Linked DNA regions of Mus musculus: regions 1 and 3 are each linked to region 2. Evidence: chromatin loops called from intact Hi-C (ENCODE). Cell type or tissue: gastrocnemius. All regions are shown on one strand.

Evidence for each region. Peaks named below come from ENCODE experiments on the same cell type or tissue, not always from the same donor. Only the 100,000 strongest peaks of a DNase experiment are listed, where the experiment ranks them.
Region 1: it touches region 2 in a loop (7-fold over the local background); 25 of 42 quality-filtered maps call a loop at or near these places.
Region 3: a loop joins it to region 2, with 5 times the contacts of the local background. A loop is called at or near these places in 11 of 42 quality-filtered maps.

What each region holds. Positions count from the first base shown.
Region 1 is chr3:145,580,264-145,588,263 of GRCm38, forward strand. Znhit6 (zinc finger, HIT type 6) reads left to right here. Exons shown (of 10, transcript NM_001081094.1): 5 at 2,266-2,369. Among named protein-coding and RNA genes, the nearest start is that of Znhit6, 8.1 kb to the left of the region's middle. In gastrocnemius, a CTCF peak has its summit at 3,727 (motif pointing right); no DNase peak of the experiment used is centred here.
Region 2 is chr3:145,902,109-145,910,108 of GRCm38, forward strand. No RefSeq gene overlaps it. Among named protein-coding and RNA genes, the nearest start is that of Gm35187, 15 kb to the left of the region's middle. In gastrocnemius, a CTCF peak has its summit at 3,578 (motif pointing left); DNase peaks (open chromatin) are centred at 2,300, 3,532 and 4,675; H3K4me3 peaks cover 300 bases; H3K27ac peaks cover 662 bases.
Region 3 is chr3:145,854,622-145,862,621 of GRCm38, forward strand. The region is part of intron 4 of Ddah1 (dimethylarginine dimethylaminohydrolase 1); the gene reads left to right. Among named protein-coding and RNA genes, the nearest start is that of Gm35187, 32 kb to the right of the region's middle. In gastrocnemius, a CTCF peak has its summit at 3,957 (motif pointing right); no DNase peak of the experiment used is centred here; H3K27ac peaks cover 893 bases.

The sequences.
Region 1 (8,000 bases), 320 kb before region 2:
AAGCATTTTGTTCTTTTTGTTGGTCAGCTTTGTTACCTCTGTAACAGTAACAGTAACAGTGTGGGCAGGCACATGCCATGGCACATGTATGTGGAGGGCAGAGGACAACCTCTGCCGCTTCCTTCTTTTGCTTGTTAGAGACAGGATCTCTTCTCCTGTCTCTAGCTCCCTCCCCTCCACAGGCGACTGCGAGAGCAGACTCTGCTAACACGGAGCTTTCTGTGTCTGTGATATCCAACTCAGCTCTTCCTTCCAGCTCTTCTTACCCGCTGAGGGTCGTCAGCCCTGGCGAGCCGTCCTTGTCTTTACCAGTTTATAAGAAAGAGCTCTTTGTGTTTTTTAGATATTGGTCAATACTTGATAGAATGTTATAAGACTATTTCATATGCTTTATCTTTTCATTCTTTTGGTGAACAAACTATTTTAGTGTACGATTTCTTTTGCTTGTCTCCGTTATAGTTAGTAGTTTGTATGTTTATAAGGAGATTCTTTGCTGTATGTGATGGTCAGCAGCACTGCCGTTTGGCTGTCCCTTTGAACTGAACATTTTCTATGTTGAAGTTACAGAGGTAATTGTTTTCTGGAAGCTTTATGGGATTACATCTCACAGTTTTGCCTTTTTCTGGAATTAATTGTCAGTATCATTGAAACTGAAACTCATTTGATTTTCCACATAGATACTCCACTTCCTAGCACCATTTCCTGGAAAGGTCATCTTGCTGCTTCCTCTCAAGGTCACCTTTATCATAAGCCAGGCAGTCATAGAACAAACGCTTTGGTCAGGTTGTAGCCTGTCTGCGCCATCTTATTAGTCTACTTATCAGTCTTGTATCTCTGCTACACTCTGACTTATTGTAGTGTGTTTCACTCAACATGTGGCATATTTGCTTGGGAGAGACAGAGAGTCATTTGAGGTATTTGGCCTTGTCACGTATTCACCCAGCCATAGATCGATGTGTTTGGGGTAAAAATTAAATCCATAGTGAGCAGCCACAAACCTTTTTCTTACCGTTATTACTCCCTGCATTACCTCTTGACTGCTGTCCTCAGAGCGTCGGGCATAAAGATTATGTCACTGAGGCAGGCAGAATGTGTGGATGTCGTATGCAGATGTCACACCATTTATGCATGGACTTGAGCTTCTGCAAAGCCTGGTATGCATCAGTGCTTCTAGGGGACAAGAAGAGGCTCTCAAAGGCAGGGTTGTTGCGTGTGTTATTTATTATTTCTGGCTTTCCTTGCTTACAGTATTCCTAGTGGGTAGAAGCAAAATTACTTTTTGGCCCCTATGGCATGGTTAATTTCTGCTTCGTTACTTTAAAGCTAAATTACTAAGTGCATCAGGAATTAGTTCTTCTTTGACTTTATGAGGTCACCTTTTCTTCTAAGCCAGTGGTTCTTGGCCTGTGGGTCACTACCCCTTTAAGACCATTGGAAAAAGCAGATATTTACATTACAGTTTGTATCAGTAGGAAAATTACAGTTATGAAGTAGCAACAAAAATAATTTTATGGTAGAGTATCGCCCGCTATAACATGGGGAGCTATGTTAAAGGGTTAGAGTTAGGAAGGCTGAGAAGCACTGCTCTCAGCTTCTGTCTGCTTTGCCCAGTAGTAATTAATGCTGCAGGGCTTTGCACTGTGCTTGTGGAGGTTCTAGTTCTACTGCTCATGTTTCGATAAATCTCTGTGTCACAGTTGTGTTCTCTCTTGAGCAAGTGTGGTAACTTGGGAGCTTTTGCCAGCTCATAAATGGTTTTAAGGCAATTTTTAAATATTCTTATCCTTATATATGTATTTCTCCCATTGCTTGGCTATGTTTTCATGGAAAAATTCATCTTTATAACTACTGCCGTTACTAAAACCAAAGTCTGATGACTTACAAAATTACATTCCATTATTTTTGTAATTTTCTTACTTAGCTGGTGATTGCTAACCCTTTTCCGTGGACTTATGACTTGACTTTCCAACTTGGCATTACAACTCTTAGATTCCTATCCGCTTAACTAGAAAACTTGATCCCCCACCCACCCACCCCCCCATCCTCTGGGTGATCTTGTGTCTTCTTTAACTCAGTAGAAGGCTTGGTTGAGCTACTTTGAGATTGTCCAGTTACCTCCTTGAGCTTAATTACTAACTCAGAGGGAGTAACATATGTTAGAAACAGGTGTCAGTATATCCCATTTTGTACCTTCTTTGTATACTATTATCTGAATATGAATTGTAAAGCATTCTGAAATTAACTTTTATTTGGTTTTGTTGTTAGCTGTTCTTTATGAAGAATCGTGCCCGAAAGCAAGGCATTTACTTGAGGCTTCTACCCAATGGATTTAGCAAGAGAAAAGAGAATTCAACAGTTTTTGACCATAGGTAGGTGTCTCACTTTTACTGTATGTATAGCTGTCATAATTTGATAAGGGACAACCTATAAGGTTTGGTTTGCTTTAGAACATTGTAAACAAACGTCAGATCTGTAAACTGTTCCTGGATGACAACAGAAACTGATAATTGCATGTCCTGTGACTGGTGTGAATGTCCAAGAACTTGTATGTTGTCCTTGGAGAAGCTTCTCAAATGTTAATGTACATAACAAACCAGTAAATATCCTTGTGATTTCATCTCAGTGAGTTGGAATGTGATAACATGTATTTCTGACAGTGCCTCAACAATATTTGTGGCTGGGCTGGAATTTGATAGTGTGCATTTCTAATGGTGCCCAGAAACGTTCATGGCTGAGAATCCTACTTGGAGGAATCCTACTTTTTGAGTGTCGTGAAGTTTTCTTTGAGACCTAGAACATCATGGAAGTATTTGGGGAGCTTAACTTCAGATCTCGGAAGGGTGGTAAAAGCTAGTTTCCTTGGACTAACTCGTTCCTCCTCCTCCTCACTCAGCACTTTGTACCTTGGTGCAAGGTTAACACCCCTATAGACTTACTGCCTCTGTTTTGTAGGCAGGTCTCACTGTACTGTCCAGACTGGTCTCAGAGTTCTGACTCAGGCACCTCCCACCTCTGACCTCCGCAGGCCTCACTGCAGTGTCTGTGGCCTCTTATGGACTTTGGTCAGTTGTTTTAGAGGGACCTTGTTCTCCCGTTGTTCTCCATCTCTTTTCTTCTTTCTCTCCTTCTCCTGACTCCTCTTCTGCAGTGTTCCCTGAGCAGAGGGATTTGATGCACATACCTTGCTTAGAGAGGTTCCAAGCATGCATGCTCAGGCTTTCTCTCAGGCACTCACCTACCCTCCCTCCCTTCTTCCCTTCCTTCCCTCCCTCTCTGTGTTTTGTCTGGCTGTGAATCTCTGTATCTGACCCCATCTGCTGCAGAAAGAAGCCTCTCTGACTATAGCTGACTAAGACACCAGTACTCAGTACTCAGTACTCAGCCTGTGTGATTAGCTCTACTCTCAACCTGTATTCTTGTATGGCCTAAGGACCAGTTCCCCAGAAGGGCCCAGGCTTCACCTTCCTCTGCCCCACCCAGTTCTAGACAACCCCTAAGCCCTGTACTTATGGTCAGTAAGTACTTATTGTTCTTGTACCTCCTACTTAGAACTGTGAGTCCTAAACTTCTTAATCCATCTTTTGGACTTGGGGTTTGGTTTGGTTTGGTTTTTTGCTTTCTACAGATGTATATATCATCTTTATAGAACTTATAGATCATAGAGACATGCCCGTTGTCAAAATGTGAATTAGTATTTAAGTGTTCCGGTTCTGTTTTAGAAGTTAGCCACTAGGTGTCCCTCTTGTAAAGACTTAACAAACATTTTACAAATTTAAAAACATTTTATTCCTTAGATACAATTATAGCTTTCTTGTTATATCGTGTAACATGCCCATCTACTTGTTGGTTAACATAATTGCAATGATTTCCTTAAATAGTTGTGGCAATGCATTTCTTTAAACACAGGATTGTTTTTAACATGGTATCTATGTAAGTGTAGGTTTGTACATTCCTATAGCTTCGCTTTAGAAAGGAGCAAGGATAAGTGAAACGGTGAGTCTTGCAGTTGTGGAGAACAGGTGGGCTTTACAGTGAGATTCAGAGGGCAATATACTACAGACTCAAAGTTGTGCTGAAATGTTGAATTCTGCTATTCCTTTTCCATGTGGCTTTTAGATGTTACAGAGGAATTTCAGAGTGACTGTGGGGCCTTCTAAAAACACTGGGAAGAAGTAGAAGCCTGATTGTTCCCCTGCCCGGCCTCTCCTGACTGTGTCCATGACAGCAGGCAAGGGAGCTCTGTGACACTGCTTCCTAGGGCATACATTCCCGCAGTGCTGCTCAAAGACTGTCTCTGGAAAACCTAACACTGGTCATGTTCAGTCGTCATGCTTTACCATGATGGCCACCTACTCAGAATATTACAGCTTCTTGCCCACTGTGGTCAGGGCCTCGGGTGGTTACTTTGGCTGTTGGCAGGATTGCTGGTAGTTTAAATCTGTAATCTCATCACCTAGCCTGTGTCTGAAAGTCTGAAATGTTTTGTTCTTCCGTGGCTAGAAGTTAACATCTGCTTTTTTTTTTTCCAATTTTTTATTAGGTATTTTCTTCATTTACATTTCAAATGCTGTCCCTGAAGTCCCCTATACCCTGCCTGCCCCCTGCTCCCCTACCCACTCACTCCCACTTCTTGGCCCTGGCGTTCCCCTGTACTGGGGCATATAAAGTTTGCAAGTCCAAAGGGCCTCTCTTTCCAGTGATGGCCGACTAGGCCATCTTTTGATACATATGCAGCTAAAGTCAAGAGCTCCGGGGTACTGGTTAGTTCATAATGTTGTTCCACCTATAGGGTTGCAGATCCCTTTAGCTCCTTGGGTGCTTTCTCTAGCTCCTCCATTGGGAGCCTTGTGATCCATTCAATAGCTGACTGTGAGCATCCACTTCTGTGTTTGCTAGGCCCCGGCATAGTCTCACAAGAGAGAGCTATATCTGGGTCCTTCCAGCAAAATCTTGCTTGTGTATGCAATGATGTTAGCGTTTGAAGGCTGATTATGGGATGGATTCCTGGGTATGGCAGTCTCTAGATGGTTCATCCTTTTGTCTCAGCTCCAAACTTTGTCTCTGTAACTCCTTCCATGGGTGTTTTGTTCCCAATTCTAAGAAGGGGCAAAGTGTCCACACTTTGGTCTTCGTTCTTCTTCAGTTTCATGTGTTTTGCAAATTGTATCTTGAGTATTCTAGGTTTCTGGGCTAATACCCACTTACCAGTGAGTACATATCATGTGAGTTCTTTTGTGACTGGGTTACCTCACTCAGGATGATACCCTCCAGATCCGTCCATTTGCCTAGGAATTTCATAAATTCATTCTTTTTAATAGCTGACCAGTACTGCATTGTGTAAATGAACCACATTTTCTGTATCCATTCCTCTGTTGAGGGACATCTGGGTTCTTTCCAGCTTTCAATCACTCTGCAACCTGAATTGCTACCTTTTTAAGCAGAGCAGAGACTATGTCAGGTATTTCTCATGAATAATGGGAGATGCCTTGTGTGTTTGCTAGTTAAAGAAGATCACTACATAGGTCATAGATACTCTTTGCTTGTTTCATGCTCACCATGGTAAGGCCTGATGTTGAGGGAGGGGAGTTTTCTTGGCAGGCCACTTCTCTATGCCTGCTGCCTGGGTATCAAGGAGGATCTATATAGTGATGGGACTGTTTGCCATGTTTAGGGGATTCAGCTCAGAGCACCTTCCAGAACTAACTGTGGGCGGTTCTGAAGCTCAGAATTAGGCTTGATGAACAGAGCTGTTACTTCATGGACCTTAGGGTATCCTTATTTTTAAAAAGCACCAGATGAGTTTGAAATCTGCCTCTGGTTGAAAACTACTGGCCTATGTACCTACTAGCTCCTGCCCAACTTCTCAGCAGCCTCTGCACAGTTGAGTACTACTGATTGGAGTGGTGACATACAGGGCGCAGTAGATGCACAAGTCTCACTGCCTGGGAGCACAGAAGAAAACCAAGAAGAGCAGTGTGCATCATGACCACATCCCTGACAAGGGGCAGGTGAGGGATCTATGGCACAGCTCATCTCATCAGGTAGATCAGATAGAGAAAGACAGGGGCCTAGAAGTGGGGCCAGACTGTAATGCTCAAGGCTGGTAACCCCAGCATCCCGTTCTTCCAGCTGTACCCACCTCTTAAGGTGCCATAGCCTCCCCAGGCTGGACCACCGGCTAGAGAGCATCTTATTTATTTCATATTCTGACCTCATCAAGGTCCAAGACTCATTTAAAAGGAAGGGGAACAGGTTTGTACTCTGCTGGTATGATAGCAGCTCCAAAGGCCTAGGGACTTTAAGACAGTGGAGGTAGTTTGTGTGTCTAGAGGGCAGGGTAGTGAGTCCTGGTGGGCTGCGGACAAGCCTGCCGTGCTACACCAGGGATGAGTCATGGTGGGCTGCGGACAAGCCTGCCATGCTACACCGGGGAGTTTATTGAGGTAAACCCCTTGGACAGGCGATCTGTAGTCTGCCCCTCCTGATTTCCTGCTGATTCCTAGGGTGTCTCCCTCTTTGGCGTCCCCTCACTATCTGTGCACATGTACACACAGCTCATCTGCTCTCCATCCTGTCTCTCGTGCCTGAGTTCCTGTAGTACTCATTTTCTCCACAGTTAACATGAAACAGATGTCGGCATTTAATACCACTTTTTGGTATGCATATATCTGCTCATCTTCCTGTCTGTCATGGTGTCCCCATAGGGGCGTGTGAGTATTTTGAAAGGTATATTTGGTGTGTGTGGAACCTTTGATACTTTTTAGAAAAACTTGTATTCCTGAACCTTCCGTAGTAAGGAAGTATGTATGTGCACTCTTGGAGGCCAAAGGAAAGCCCTTTGGAACTGGAGTTTTAGGTAGTTGTGAGCTGTCTGATGTGGGTGCTGGGAACTAAGGCTGGGTCCTCTGGGAGAGCAGCAAGTACCACTGCGCCTTCTTTCCAGGCCCAGAGACTACGAAGTCGTAAGAGAAGCAAGAAGGCTTCACTGGTGATCACATGGGGAGACAGAACACGCCAGCCAGAGAGGAGCACACGTCCATAATCCACTAACGTGTGCATGGCAGAGGCCGGTGCTCAGCTGTGTCTCAGAAGCTCAGCTCAGCACTGGTGCTGAGGAAACGGGAGCCCAGCACAGGACTGTCTGGGGAGCCATTTGTATCTAACACTCAAGTTAAGGTTCAGGCTGACATCATGTCAGTGTGGTACTCAAATACTCAGAAATACTTCTCAAAAGCACAAACAAAGCTAGACGTGGCAGCACAAGCTTTAATCCCAGCATTTGGGAGGAAGAGCCAGGTGGATCTCTGCATTTGAGGCCAGCCTGGTCTGTCTACAAATTGATTTCCTGGACAGCCAGAACTACACAGTGAAACCCTGTCTTGAAATCATGGGGGTGGGGGGAGCAGAAGAACGTACAAGGACCAGTGAAATGGCTCGGTGAGGAAAGGCGCCAAGTCTTAGGCATCTAGTTTAATACCTAGGGCCAACATAGTAAGAGGAGGGAACCGGCTCCACAGGTTGTCCTCTTGACCTCCAGCTGTGTGCAATAGACAATACTGCTATACTCAAAAAATAGCAATAAATGTAAGCAAAGAAATGACAATTAAGTCTCTGTTGCCTCCCACATTGAGGGACTATAAGCGTGTGCCTTGCTATTTATAACATATTTCTAAGCAAAATACCTTTGAGGCTATCAAAATAATTACATACATAATCCAGGCCTCATTGGGCCTATCTGTGTGTCTATGGGTGTCCAGGCCAGGGGTCAGTCAGTGCTCCTCAGTCACTTGCCATGTTTGTTTGGGGGGGGGGGGGGTGTTTGTTTTGTTTTTTGAGAAAGTATCTCACTTATGTGCCACCCACTGAGTGGGCTAGGCTAGGCCATGAGCCCCAGGGGTCTGAACCCAGCAGACACATCATTTGCCAACTGAACCATCTACCCCAGCCCCCCAAGTAATAATCTGTAAGGAGACGACAAGTTCAAGTGAATTTCTTTTTTC
Region 2 (8,000 bases):
TACAGTCAGCTTACTTTCAACAGGAGTATAGAGGCTGTGGAACAGGGGAGAGAAGAAAACGTATGCCCGTAAGCAAAGGAGTGAAGCTAGATCCTCCCTCTCACATCGCAGATAAAATTCAACTCAAAACAGATCAGAACTCTAATGTTAGGACTGTAAGGTTCCTGGGAGCGTTGTGGGTGAGCCAGTTAACAGTGCTTTCTTAGCAAGGACTAAAGCCTGGGTTAGAGTCACTGAGCTGCACTAACTAGGCACAGTGATACATTCCTGTAATCCTAGCATCTGGGAGGTAGGAAAATGGGACCAGAAGTCCACGGTTGTGACAGATGTCATAGCAAGTTCAAGGCAAGCATAGCTTACTCGAGACCAGGAATCCAATAATAATAATAATAATAATAATAATAATAATAATAAATATCTTAGAAGAAAACCTACTAGTAAACCCTCACAACCTTGGATTTGTCGTTAAATTCTTATGATACCAAAAATATAAGCAACAAATGGAAAACAAGCTTGGCATGTTAAAACGGAAGGCATTTGTGCTTCAAAGGATACAGATGAGGAAGTGAGGAGAAAATTTACTAAATGAAAGAATTTACAAACTGTGTACCAGAAAAAAGACATTCCTAGAATACAAAAAGAATTCTTTGACTTGATCATAAAAAAAAAAAAACAGTTTGAAAACAGGCAAAAGGTTGAAGAGATACTTCTCCAGAGAATATCTACAAATAAATAACCATTAGTCATTAGTCATGTGGGCAGATGTTTGATGCTACTGGTTATCAAGAATGTCCCAACTAAACTCACAGTGAGAGCCAGAGATGGCTCAGCACTTAAGAGCACTTGTTCTTGCAGAGGACCCAAGTTCAATTCCCACCACCTCTATGGTGACTGAACACCATCTTTAGCTCCAGCTCCAGGGAATCCAGTGCCCTCCTCTAACCTCCCCGGGCACCGGGTACACACGTGGTGCACAGACTTATGCGTCAGCAAAACATTCATGCACATAAAATCAATAAATCTAAAAAGAAAATTAAATCATAGTGAGGTACTCCTTTGCACTCACTAGATATTGGTTAGACTCAAAAGTCAGACTTGAGGAGACGGCTGAGTGGGTAATATGAGGACCTCAATTAGAATCTCAAACACTCACAGAACAAAGCTATGCATAGCCACACTCATACCTGAAACCATAATGCTTTGAAAGCAGAACAGAGTAAGAGCAAATTAGCTTGCTGACTAGCCTAGCTCTAGGCTCTGAGAGAGACTGTATCTCCAAGAAATAAAGGAGAGAGAGCAAAAGAGCTAATGTCCCCCGATAGCCCCCTCTGGTCTCCACGCATACACCGGGCAAGCGTACCTAAACATGCATGTGCCCATATAACACACACACACACACACACACACACACACACACACGGCAGAACACAGAAGCATACACACACATACACACAAAGTAAAACCGAATCTTAGTTAACACTCCGTCCCTCGCATACCTCAAAGGGTATGAGGGCATGAAATAAGAGGAATTATACCTAAGTGTTTGGTACCCAGCGTGCCGCTGCTCAACGCAACCTCTTATTTATTGAATGGGATTAATCAGCTTCTCACCAGCACCTGCCACTACACAGCGCAGAAACCGCCATTCCTGAAACTACCCTACCCTCCAATTAGAATTCTTTCTCTTTTGTGGTTAAAATGCATTGACAGAGTCCAACCCTGAAAATAGGACTTTGTGAATGATTGCTTGTGGAATGCCTCTTAGCATTGCAGTCCTTGAGAGAAAGGAAGAAAGAAAGACATAAAGACAGGAAAGGAAGGAAGGAAGGAAGGAAGGAAGGAAGGAAGGAAGGAAGGAAGGAAGGAAGGAAGGAAGGAAGAAAAAAAGAGCAAGCACTCCTTTTCCATTTTCTAGAACTCAAGTACCAGGAAAGCCAAGTTCCTGTGACAGCATAGCAGCCCGGCTCTTGGGTTCTCAAATGCAGCATCACAGGTGGATTCTTGCTGGGCCCCTCCTGCCAGGGTGGACACTGATCTAAAGAAGCAAGTGGCTCTTCCGTGGCGTAGCTTGCTCTCTTCCATCCCACTCTCCAAAATGCACTCCTTCCCCTACATACGTGTACTCCTTCTCATACCAGCTCTTCAGCTTTGGACCGCAGGCCACAATAAGCCACAGCTGGGGCCTTCTTGAGCCACATAAAGCCAAAACCTGTCAATGTGCTGCAAAGATGGCTCAATGGTTAGAACACTTGCTGGTTAGGAACGAGGGCCAGAGTGTGGACCCCAGCACCCACGGGAATGCCGAGTAGGCATGACTGCCCACCTGAAACTCCCATGCTCAGAAGGTAGAGACGGGATTGGCACAGTGTCCTGGTGTCCTTATTCTGCTATCACGATGAAGCACTGAGACCCGCAGCTTAGGGGAGGAATGAGTTTATTTGACTTACACTTCTGGATCACAGTCAGTCACGGAGCAAAGCCAGGGCAGGAACCCAAGCAAGAATTTGCAGCAGAAACCATGAAGGAACAATGCTTGCTGGCTCCCGTATGGGTTCACACTTACCTAGCTTTCTTAGACAACCCGGGACCACAGGCCACAGTAGGCTGGGCTCCCCTACAGCAACTAAGAACAAAGACAACCCCCCACAGACATCCCCACAGGCCAATGTGATTCGGCTACTCCTTCAATTGAGACTCCCTTCCCAGATGACCCTGGGCTACATCAGGTTGGCAGTTAAAGCTAACCACCGCGTGGGGTAAGCTGGCTGGCTAGATGCTCTACCAGTGAGCTCTAGATCTTACTGAGAGACCCACCCTCTACGAATAGGGTGTAAAGTGATAGAGGAAAACTCCCAGGGTTAATCTGGGCCCTACACACGCCTCATACACCTGTACCCACACATGTACACACACACACTTGCATGCATACCACACACATGTACACAGGATTGTTTTTAAGGTTTAAGTAATATATCATTGTCATAGCGCTGCACTCTTGTGGCTCTCTGGGACCAGGACATGTTATAACCTCATTCCTTTAATTCTCACAAATGCCTCATGGCGTTGTTGAGAAAACTAGGGGCCGGCCACAGGGTCTAGCAGCACGGTGTTACTATCCTAGCACTGGGGAGGCAGAGACAGGCCAATCTCTCCGAGTTTGAAGCCAGCCTTGTCTACACAGAAAGTTCCAGGCCTCGTTGGCCCCCATGGGTAGTCACAGATTTACTGAGCATAGATCTGGGGCTGTCACCCAGTTCTGTTCGGCAGCACAGCCCTTCTCCTCAGCATCGTCCTCTGCTCGATATTGAAAGCAAGTGTTCCAACAGAGTTGAAAATTTCAAATAATGACACAGCAAGGCACCTGCAGAGTGTTTGCTACACTTCCCATCTCTGCTTCTCCGTATTAATTCGTGTCTCACCGCCTGCCCTCTCACCGCCTGCCCAGCCCCCACTACTGCCACCACCACGGGCAACCCTTAATTTCTCCTCAGAAACAAAAGAAATCTAAACTATGTTTGCAGAGGTCAGTTTTTGCAGAAAAAAAAAAATTGTGTGGTCGCAGCGCCCTCTGGTGGTGGCATACTTGTTTTCTCGGTGACTCTCTTGGTCCAGAGAAGCAAGAAAGGACTAGAACCGCTACCCAACACCAAAGAACTAACCTGCAAGAAATCTGCTTCGCAGTGAAGCTGAGAAATCTGCCTTTTGTTTGCCTTTCCTTACTTCTACTTTGCTGAGACCCAGGAACGTGGCACCAAGAGGACCAGGGGAGGGCAGGAAGCTGTCAGGATGTGCCTAGGCCTGGGGCTATCTCAAGACATGGAGAGCACAAAAGCCACCTGTGATCTTGGTGATAGCTCTAATTGTCAGCTTAACACAATTTAGAATCATCTAGAAAGATTCTTACAGCTTGAGACAGGAAGGCACACACTAGTAAAGACTTATACGGTAGATACATAGTGCCGACCTCCTGGTTAGGATGGAAGTTAGACAGGAGCCAGTATACATAGAATGCCTAGGCTGGTGGTGTTCAAGAAATAGTTACAACACCAAGGAGGCTGGAGATAAGGAGTGGAGGAGGGAGGAGGAGGAGGAGGAGGAGGAGGAGGAGGAGGAGGAAGAGGAGGAGGAGGAGGAGGAGGAAATGGGATCACGACTTCTCACGAATGGCTTATATTTATAACCATGGCTTGTGGTTGTAGAAGCAAGAGAGTGAGGTGGCTATTTCACACCAGCATTCAGGAAGGAGAGAGGGAGGGAGAAGAGAGAGAGGGAGGGGAAGGGGGAAAGGGAAAGAGAGTGAGAGGAAGAGAGGTGAAGCCAGAACTGGGCTGGACTTCAAAGCTCAGGCCACTCCCCTCAGTGGCCCACGTCCTCCGGCTAGGCCCTGCTTCTCAAAGGTTCCACAGCTTCCTAAAATGTCTCCACCAGCTAAGAACCAAGACTCCAAACACACGAGCTGTGCTTCAAAGAATGAGACAGCGGGGAACACAGTACCCTGCTTAGGAGAGACTAGAGACTGGGAGCAGAGATTTAACAATATTGCCATCCAACAGAGAAAGTAGGGGTGGATATCTCCTTGCCAGAGGTGCCCTCATTACAAGCCAGCCTTGCCCTTTGCCACCGTTCCCTCTGATCTGTTGAAAGACAGATGGGACAGCCACCTGTTCAGAGTCCATGCCGCTGAGAATGTCACACGTGCTGTTGGCTGGAGAACAGATATTAAATCCTGAGGCGTATCTGCTTGAACCTCAATACCTGCCGGACATCTACTGCCATTGGAAGCACGGCTCTTTGACCTTGACCCAACTGGAAATGGAGAGTGGCCTGTGGACATTGAAAGAACAGAGGGAAGCCGGGCAGTGGTGGCACACGCCTTTAATCCCAGCACTTGAGAGGCAGAGGCAGGTAGATTTCTGAGTTCGAAGCCAGCCTGGTCTACAGAGTGAGTTCCAGAACAGACAGGGCTACACAGAGAAACCCTGTCTCGAAAAAAAAAAAAAAAAAAAAACTGAAAGAGCAGAGGGGGTGGGCTGGGGAGCCAGCCGACAGCAGGGGTGTGTGTGTGAGCAGAGAAGAGTCATTGGAGCGTTGATGGAGTTGGATCTGGAAGGGTTGTAGTTATTGATGTTTGTCAGAAAGTCTATGTTCAGGATGATGATGATGATGATGGTAGTGGGACCAGGCATGGTCCGAGAATCCATGCTGTGTGGTGCTGTCCTAAGAGCCAATAAAGAAGAGAAACAACTAAATCGCTGCCCAGGGAGGGTCCTTTAATAAAATGCTGCTCTACTCCTAGCTATACACGCTGCTTTTACGATTCTCTTCAGAATTGCAAAAACCACCATCCACACTAAAAGAATATGTCAGGCTTCATTTTATATTTTTTATCTTGAGACTTGCAGAAACGTTGTGCAATAGTGCAAAGGGTGTTCTTATGTTCCCTCCTGTTCCACGAAGGTGGACAGCTTACCAAGAGTGGGAACTAGGAGAGGTAAGTAAAAACGAAGATGATGGTGTGCTGTGCAGCCATGCATGGTTGCACGTGGGACACCCGGAATCTGGCCCTGTGGACTGGCTCACTGACTTCCTCCCTCAGGCTCCTGATGTTTCTTCACTGAAGTGGAAATACCATTATACCATAAGCTTGTGGGTGTTGGTAGTGCTTTGTTAACTCAAAACTTCGATCTAAAACTTGGGATATCTGGGCATGGAAGTATCTATCTTTAATCTCAAGACTCGGGAGGTTGTAGCAAGAGGGATTATAAATTCAAAGCCAGGTTTAGGTTACCTAGTGAGACCCTAAAAAAAAAAAAAAAGCAAACAGGGGGCAGAAGGGTTGTTCAATGCATAAAGTGCTTGCCACAGACACAGAAGGACCTGAGCTCAGAGCCCTGGCACACACATAAAAAGCTGAATGAGGCTGGAGAGATGGGTCAGCACTGAACGAGGGTGGAGAGATGGGTCAGCACTGAATGAGGGTGGAGAGATGGGTCAGCACTGGAGAAAGCTTGCTGCTTTTGCCCTTTTGGGCCTACATACATACCAACATACATACATGCTTACTCAAACACACATACAGGCATTGGTGTTCACACACACATGGAGATGGTACACATGAACTGCACACAGAAGTCCTTATCTTTGGAAGGACCCTTTGTATGTCACAATACTGTCTGTCAGTTAAAATGCTACCTTTATCTTGGTGTTTCGGTTGGATGATTAGACAGTGGGTTGGTTAGAGAGTTGGTTGGTTGATTTTGGTTGCTGTCTATACTCCAGTCTGTCGGGGAACTGGGGGCATTCTGAAACTAGCTGGTTTTCCAGCATGACTGAAATACAGATTTGACTCTTCTGAGTGAGGACTCTTATCTTGGTGTGTGTTGTCTAGACTCCCCCCCCCCCTCAGGTAAACATCTCAACCAAGAACTATGACTTTGGCACTCAAGTATCTGTCTTTGTACATTCGGTTAGAGAACTTAATCATAAATGATTTTGCCACACCACATAAGAATCATCTCTTCAGATTGGCGAGTGCTTGGCTATGCCAGCTCCTCACTCTCGGACAGCTCTGAAGACTTTGTGAGATAGCTCCGTGATGGTATTTCCCTTCTACCCTGAGTTTACCCCAAACTTATGAGAAATGTACCCAAGTCCAAAACATCACACTTAGTACTGATAAAGTGTAGAGGGAAGTCCTTTCTTGTATATAAACAACTGTGACTTCAATCTGGAAATGACTGTAGAAGGCAGAGCAGAGCCAGGGCAAGATCCCTGTGGGGTCAGAAGCTGCCTGGGGAAGTCAGGTAAACCTGGGGTCACAGCAGACAAGCACATCCCGAAGGGGAGAAAGCAAGGCGTTGGGCTAACCTATCAGCTTTACTTCCAAAACTCCTAAGCGCAGATGCAATTCTGAAGTGGAAACTTTGGTTTTCCTTAGAAAGCCAGTTGTGTCTAATGATGTTTCGCTGGGGCAAACACATGGAGGAGTGTTTTTCTAAAGCAGATATAAGTAAAAGGATGTTTTGTTAAAACAGACACATGAAAAAAGAAATTTCACTAAAGCAGACACAGGTTTAAAAAAAAAAAAAAAAGGTGTTTTGTTAAAACAGACATGTAAAAGAAAGTTTTCCTGAAGCAGACATGGATAAAAAAAAAATGTTTTGATAAAGTAAGTGTGTCAAAGGACACATGTGGGTATTGGTTCCCCTTACCTTGCATAGCTGAGCTCCATTTGTGGTGACTCCATAGAGAGAAATACACCAAAAAGCTTCTGTTGGTGTTCTGGTGGCTTCTTGCTGCTTCTGGAGACTCCGGCCAACTGACAAAGTGATGTCCGCTGATGCAGACTCACATGGAGTTGTGCTAAGGCAAGGCACGTGGTAAGGCAAGGCACGTGGTAAGGCAAGGCACGTGCTAAGGCAAGGCACGTGCTAAGGTAAGAACTGTAGAAGGCGCATGGTTTTGGAGAAAGTATAAATAGACAATGACAGGGGCTTACATAGCTAGCTTTGCGACATGTCATTGGTCTTGCTTCCTCACTGAGAGAGGCACAGCTGAGAACTTGTCCTGGTGTCCCTGGTGGTCCTGGTCTCTCCCACTGACTCGTGCCAATTCTGCTGACGCCTGGCTGTTTCTGCCATGCCATGACTGATTGGTGTTTACTGTTCTGACACCACTAATAAACTAGATCGAGCTGCCGCTGCTGACTCCTGTGAACTAAGCTGCTGACTTCCTGACAGCACAGATTAGATTTGCTCTAAAAACAATTTTTAAACAGGTCCACTTCCCCTCTATCCTAAAAACCTTTCTTTTCCACTACCTCTGGTGGGTGATGGGCTAAGAGGAAGGTTAAAACATCTAAAAACCCATCTTAAAAGTAAAGTCTTAAAAAGCTGAACTTACACAATTCTGCTATGAACCAGACCTAACCAAGGACCTTTTTTTTTCTCAGTCTTTTCAGGACCATTATCATCAGTGTTCTTCAAGGATACCTGGTCGAC
Region 3 (8,000 bases), 47 kb before region 2:
TGGCTTATTCCCTGCCTTTGTGCAAATGAGCACAAAGAACCCCTTCTAGACAAAGTAGGAAAAGTCGCCTTTTATGCCATTCTGAGTAGACTAGGTCCCTGATTCCAGCAGCATGATGATCACTGCCTCAGCGGGTGCTGACTCCATCTTGAGAAACCGACACAGCAAAGAAAGAGATAATACAAATTGGGTAGTTATATGGAAAAGATTCTAATAGCTACTCAAATCCCAAAGGAAAGTAGAGAGCTCCCTCCATAGCTATCAGAGAAAGCCCTGTGGAAGAAATGGGACTAGTATCAGGTCCAAAACAGTGAGTAGCATTTGTTGGGGTGGGATTCAGTGAGAGAGTACCCCCAGTGGTGATGTAGTATAAACTGAAACTGAACGAAGTATGTTCATGAGGTGTGAGCATCTTGACACACTAATGAAGTGTCTTCTTGCCAGCCTCTGACTGGATCAGGTAAGATCTAAAGATGTAGTGATTAAAAAATGTAGAGGAGAAGGTTGTCACGGTGAAGAGTCTGGGTACCTATACATTTCTGAATGCTGGACCAACACTCCTCTTTCCAGAAATGCTAATCATTTTCTCAAGGAAGACAAAGACCTTGAAGCCAGAAAAGAGGAGTTCTGATGAGCTAGCAAAAACAGACAAGCAAATAGTGGGTCCGCATCCCAGTTCCCGTCGTGTGTCTTAGAGTGTGTTCCATTTGCCTTCATCCTAGTGTGTGTTCCATTTGCCTTCATCCATCCCTGCATGTTGACAAGTTCTGTCCTTAGAACATTCTGTGGAGACTTCATAGCCCTTCCTGCAGAGCTTGTCTGGGTATTAACAATGATGTCCATTCTCCACCCGAAACCTTCTGTGTCAGAAGCTATAAATAGCCCTGGCTAGCTCCAAGGGCGTTCTGTGGAGATCATATTTTCCATCAGCAAATGTACTATCTAAACCATGAGCCTGTGGAGTTGGTGAATGTCCACCTGCCTTGTTCCTAACATCAAAAGGTGTCCTTGTACTTTGTAGTGAAAGCATGACAAACTCGGCTGGTGGATAATGCGCTCCCCCACAGTGGATGGTCTGAGGTCAGACACAGGTCTCAGTGACATTCGCATTCAGGTGACCTGACATGCTCATTTACTTGAGAACAGCTTGGTTCCTGTATAAAACTGCCAATAAAATTAATAAAGGGCTAAGTCCTCCTGTTGACATGGAGATGCACAGACTGGTATTGACATTCAGGAGGAGAGACAGAAACACTATGTCATTTACAATAGCAGAAGCATTGTTGACCTCTTGCTCCCCATACTGCAGATAGAAATACTGAGGTGGGGTGAAATAAATATTTTAAGTAGAATCTTAGTCCTCAAGGATCTAATTTCCTGGGTCTTAGATTTCCTTTCCTTGATTTTCCACTGTGTTCAAGAGCATCCTAGTGCTGTGACTAATACCTAAGATAAATCTACATAAAGGGATTCATGTCTCATGGTTTTAGTGGCTTCAGTCCATGGCCAACACCGTGGAAGGAGCACACAGTGCACCTCTAGAATGTGGAGCGGTGGGAGCAAAAGGGGCTAAGGACACAGACTCTCCCACAAAGCACAGTCTTGGGGTGATCTAACATACTCATAGTAGGCCCTACATCCTAAAAGTTCCACAGCTTCCCTTTAGTGACACAGGCAGTGGTCAGACCTCTGATACACGAGCCTTTGGAAAAGACTCAGAATCAAAGCTCGGTCCCTGCTCAACGGCTATTCTTTTTCTATCAAAACCTTTCCTAATTACTTTTCAACCAGAGATTTGTTCTGCTGAACTCCCTAGTGTCCCCTTTCTCCAATTCTTTCCTGCTATTTGTTTTCTTGCTTGCTTGCTTGCTTGCTTGTTCACGTACATGATTGGTTTTGCCAGTATCCAGAATTTGACTGGTTTCAAAGAAGGTATTACTTTGTTTCCAAATACCATTTTTCCTCACCAACCATTTGTCTCTGTTATTGTCTTAGTAAAGAAGCCATAGCTCCTTGGGCATTTTTTAAAGGGTAAATTATTCAAACATAAGTGAATCGTACCTTCCTGTGCCACATAGTAAAACTCTCCTTTTCCATTACTCCTCTCTAATATGTTTCTTTCAAATCTGAAACCTCTCTTTATATATTCAGTTTAAAGCTGAGACCCCAGGGTCTTGTGAATAGTCTTGCTATATTTGAAATGCTTTGCCATGGGTTCTGATCTAATCTTGGTTAATGAAGTTGATTGTTATGTATATGGACATCATACCTATCTAGATTGTGGTGAAACCGAGATCTTGGTTTGAAGTAACCTCTTCTTTCTACAGTTTAACTTGGGTAAGTGTTGGCAAATATTTGATCAGACTATGAATCCAGAGATTGTGTTATTTGCTGAAAAAAAGCTGTTTCTAGTTGTGGTGTGACTCAGCCTTAGCACACACCCTTAATCTCTTTAGCTACTATATAGATAAACCTGTAGTACAAACCCTTTATCCCCAACAATGAAGGTAAAGTTAGTTTGTAGAAGGAAGCACCCATATTTGAAAGTGATATCTAATTGAGTGGCAGACAAAGTGACAAATCAGAGAATATTTAACACAATAGGATATGCCCAAACTATCATGAGAACATAGAAAAAAAGAGGCTACTGAAAGAGAGAGCAGTGAAGAGAAACGAAGGTGGCAGTTTTATCAGGAGAGTTTTACAGAGAGAGGTTGAAAAGAGAACAAGTTAGACACAGGTAAAGACAGAATGAGCCATAGAATGAGAAGGAACCAGAAGATTAGAACATATTGCTAGAGTTAGTTTGAGGTCAAGTGGAGCAATTTAGTCAGAAGCCAAGAGAAGCTAGATTGAATCAGTCAGCTTGGAGAAGAGTTTGAGCCAGAACAGCTGAGTTGAATCAGCCAGCCAGAGATCAAAAAGAACTAGGAAGGGGCTAGCTTATTCAGGGTAAGTCTCAGAGGCTGAAAACTTTCTAAGCCTAGATAAGATTGTACAGAAGGTAGAAGCTTCCAGGCCTAGGCCTAGGCTATCAATGGAGGCAGTAAGCCTCTGAGATGACAATTATGACAGGAGAATAAAAGTTACTGTAACAGGTAAGATGAAGCCGATTGGTAATTTCTCAACTTTTGATCACTGTCAGAGAAGATAACAGTACTGGAAAAGAGCTTTGTCCAAAGAGGGGTTCTTTATTGTCCCTGCTAGCCTTTTCTATAAAATTTATTTTGTTCCCATCTTTACTGTTAGGGAAGTGGCCCATCTGTTTTGTTGGTATATCAAGTAATGTCTATGATCTCTATTCATTTAATAATCCGTTGGATTGCACTGAAACTAGAGACACATTGACTTAAAATCTGAGCTTCTCTTCTAGCAAAAGATCAGATCACAAAAGGGGGGGGCACCCATACAGTACCTCATCCAGGCTGAAGCTCTTTCATATAAAATCTGGGGAAATATTAGACCATGTCCAGGAACCCAAAGTCCACAGTAATGTGTTAGTCCTGAGGGCCCTGTTTTCTAGTGTTTGGTATTGCAAGAGCCTTGTTGGTTTCAGTATTATCAAATGTCATCCTAGATGATGTAATTACATCGTAGGGGTCAAGTCTTCTGTGACATTAGGAAATGATTGTGTAAATCCACTGTGCATTGTTGTCCCGTTGAGTCACTCTAGTTCTCTCAAAATCACTTGCGTCTGCCCATAGTAACACTGACATTCTCCCAAGGAAGCGCATAAATTTGGGAGAGATGTTGAAAAGCCCTCGGCATAGTTCTTAAGATTATCAAAGAAACTACCCAGATCCTGCTTGATCTGCTTGAGGTCATGTATAGAGAAATGTCATTGAGCATGAACATGCCCATATTCTATATCATGTTCTTAGGCTGGGCTCATCCAAGCAAAGGAAATCACATATATTTACTAGTAAAGGAATGTGGATACGGGGCATGCGGGTGCACTGGACTACATTTCCAGTAGGTGGTGATGTTGCTAAAGACTTTATTTCTTCTAGTTTATCAAGGAGAGAGTATCTCTCATTTGAGGGTATTCGATCTTATTTATGTCAGGCAGTGGTGGCGCACGCCTTTAATCCCAACACTTTCAAGGCAGAGGCAGGTGGATCTCTGAGTTTGAGGCCAGCCTGGTCTACAGAGTGAGTTCCAGGACAGCCAGGACTACATAGAGAAACCCTGTCTCAAAAACAAAACAACAACAACAAAAAACAAACAAACAAAAACCAGAAGTCTAGATGTTCAACCTTATTTATGAGGGCTATTATTTTTTTATCCAAGTTACATGATTAGAATAAATCTAGGACTTGTGGTAAAGCAAACAAAGTGTATATATAGCTTCTGCCCAGTTGTTTGTGAAAGAAATTGTAGATGAATATGGAAAGACACTGCCTTCTGGACAAGGCATGGCCTCTGCGCTCACAGACTCACAGCACAAAGGCTACCTGAACAAGATGGCACCCGTCATCATTCCGTCATGGTTGGAAAGGAGCTCATTAGGCCCCGGGTTGGCAGTTAGTGGTGGCTGGGGCTGAGGGATGACTACCTTTGGTTACGTAGCCACTATTAAGTTGCCCCATGCAGGCTCCAGTGGATAACTCCCTTACATGCCCATGCAGGCAAGCCACATTAACCTCAGTGGCTCACAAAAGAGCAAGGCATGAAGACAAGAAGGGAGCATGCTATGGAGAAGAGGTTCGGCAGGACTAAGAGGGGAATGAGAGAGAGCAGTGGACAGTGAAAGTGAGCAAAATATTATATGTAAGAAAGTCAAAGGATAGTAAGACTTTAAAACAGTGATGAAGTTAATTCAATGTTTTAACCTGTTTCCTTTCTCTCTGATTATATTGTGGCCATATGGGTTTTTTTATAAAAGAAAAAAAATCAAACCTTTGTCTTTTTAAAGTTTGGGGACCAGGTTTGTTCCGATTATGAATGATACATCAGAGAGGGAAATTGAAAGGAGCTGAAGGGCAGCCGCCTGTCTGGAAGAGAAGGAACACAGGGGGCTCATGGAGATGTTCTTTTCATTTGAGACCTGTTAAAATTCCAGTGAAGAATTGGGGCACACTTACCCCTTTGTGGGGGACCCTAGGAAGCAGGTATAGCATTTCAGAATTGCCTTGGCTGGCGAAGAGAAACCATGTGCCTTCTTTCAAATTTCCCTGAACTCCCTGCTACGGTGCGAGTGTGAGCGCCACCTCCCAGATACAGTATGAATTTCCTTCCCGCAAGGAGCTGGAGAGACTGAACTGCACATCTTGCTGAGGGCAGAGAAGAAACAAAAGAAAGAGCCAAAAAATCCTAGCCAAAATGTATTATCGCCTGCAGGCCATGAAAGAATGGTTATGTGCCAGTTGGTAAACCTTGCAGAATAAAATCTGCAAAAACAAAGGGACCCACCACTTGAGGTTTGGTGTCACCTCATCAATATAATACAGAAAAAAACAGTAACTTTACCACACAGTGATAGTGATATCCTGTCACTGGAAAAGGGGGCATTTCAGAAGGTAGTAACAAGCCATTACACTGGGCCCAGGAATCTAAAATGAAGGAAAGTATATTGGAGTCCCGAAAATAAATGTGTGATCTAAGAAAAGTGGTGTTTTTATGGAGAAATCATGGTGACAGAAGATAAGCAGACTAGTATTAACCTCAAGCCTGAACCAAACAAGGAAAAAAAGATAATTCAAGGAAGAGAATGCTATAATCGGGTCTTATGCTAACAACAGCAACAACAAGATAGACTCTTGGAAGAGGCTGTATGGGCATTGGTACCCAGCCCTGAGGATGCCATGAGAGCACGGGCATTGGTTCCCAGCCCTGAGGATGCCATGAGAGCACAGGCATTGGTTCCCAGCCCTGAGGATGCCATGAGAGCACAGGCATTGGTACCCAGCCCTGAGGATGCCATGAGAGCACGGGCATTGGTACCCAGGCCTGAGGATGCCATGAGAGCACGGGCATTGGTTCCCAGCCCTGAGGATGCCATGAGAGCACGGGCATTGGTACCCAGCCCTGAGGATGCCATGAGAGCACAGGCATTGGTACTCAGGCCCGAGGATGCCATAGAACTTGGTTAACACAGATGCCTGAGACACAAATGGAGCAAGGACAAAAGAGCTGGAGCATATAGTCCCCAAAATAGAAAAGTAGAGAGATCCCACAGTCCAGCACAGATATGCAACTACAAGGGAACTTGACAGCCTAAAGGAACAGGAAACCCTGTGGTATCAATCCAAGTAATGACTTGCTACCATAAATATAAGAAAAATGTGATGGTAACTGGTCGGGAACACCGGAAGCTATCACCAGGATGTTAATCTGGATTCCCCTCATCTTCCTGGCCCTTGCATTTTCATTAGAGGAATTCAAACAAGACATAAAGCATATATGATGTAGGAGATAGGCAAAGTTCAGTAGAGTAGAACACTCTCTCAAAGCTAAAAGCAGACAATAATCAAAGAAGCTGCTGCATTGATCAGCACGTTAGATGTGATGTCTCTAGACATTATTTCCTGGGATGTCTCTAGAACTATCAGTCACCCTTTCCTGGGGTTGCTTTGACCTGTTTAGACTTGTTCTGATTGATGTATAAGAAAGAAGACATTATATGTGATTCTTTTTTCTAGGAAAGTATCTGGTGGGCAGTCATATAAACTACTGCTGGAGGGGCCATGGTTATCATTAATGACCTTCCGGGAATTTCTGGATGTCATGTCTCCTTCTAGAGCCGGAGATAATACACGTCCTGTTCTAACAGTAAAGTTCTTCTTTCCCAACCCTTTGTTTTGCAAGCTGCTTCAAGAAATGGAGTCCAGTCTCAGTGCCCTTCCGACGTCCTGTATCTAAGTAGCTAGCGAATAGTAACACACTTCACAGTGTGTGTGTGTGTGTGTGTGTGTGTGTGTGTGTGTGTTGTATACTTAAATGAAATCATCCGTGTAGAAAGATCTTAGCAACTCAGCTAAAAATCCCAAGGTACTTTACTATGCAATACTAATGGGGAAGGAAAGGCAAAGAACACATTATTGAACATATACTGGTCTGTCCCAAGGCACTAGAAGTTAGGTTGATTTGAATAGATTCTTAAAGGTACAACACCAAATCTGATCCCAGAAACACTAGTTTCTCTAGTTTTCTCCCATGGTTCTAACATTCCTTTTAGCCCTTGGCCAACTTCCACCTTAACCCTGGCTCTCTTACTATCAAGGGAATAATGAAGGGCCGGCTAACTGCCAGCCAGGCATAGCTCCTATTAGTACCTTCTAGAAGAATATCTGCCTTCTCACTGAGTAGAGGACTCCCTGCACCATACTTAGAACTCCTGATCACACACATAATGGAGCAAAATGAGCCCGCTCCAAAGAACGTATACCCCACTTCTCTATTTATACATTCACGGGCCAAACAGCAAAGTGTCTACATTACAGAGTGGGTAGGAGTCATGGCCTAGAGGCCCAATTTAATGTGAAACTAGATTTAAGTTTAAGAAAAATGAAATGTCCTTTTTTAGGACAAAAGCCAGGGCTCAAGAAGCTAGGTCTGTCACCTATCTCTGTAGGCCATTTAAAGAGATGATAAGAATAAGAAACAGATTTAGTAGACATGGCCACTCTGGGAAGAAAAATAAAGGGAGCTGGTAACCCCAAGTTCATGTTTGGGGGACTCATGTGAGATTTAGGCTTAAATCCCCATTTAAGCGAGAAGCCTGCATAAGTACTCTGCCTGGATCTAAGTGTGTTCAGCAGTGTTAATCTAAGTGTGGGCTTGCTGAGTGTCTGAACTCCATCTCAGCAAGATGATCCAAGCCAGCCCTTGATTTCGGGGACAAAGTGGTCCTCGGGAAATAGTTACTGCCATTTTAGGAGCAGCCTACATAGCTTCATGATGAGTTTGCTCTCATGTGAGGGATGCTCTGAAGTGTATGGTTCTTCTCTTGCAGTCCACAGTGTCTGAGACAGACAATGTGCCTGTCAGAGTAACCGACA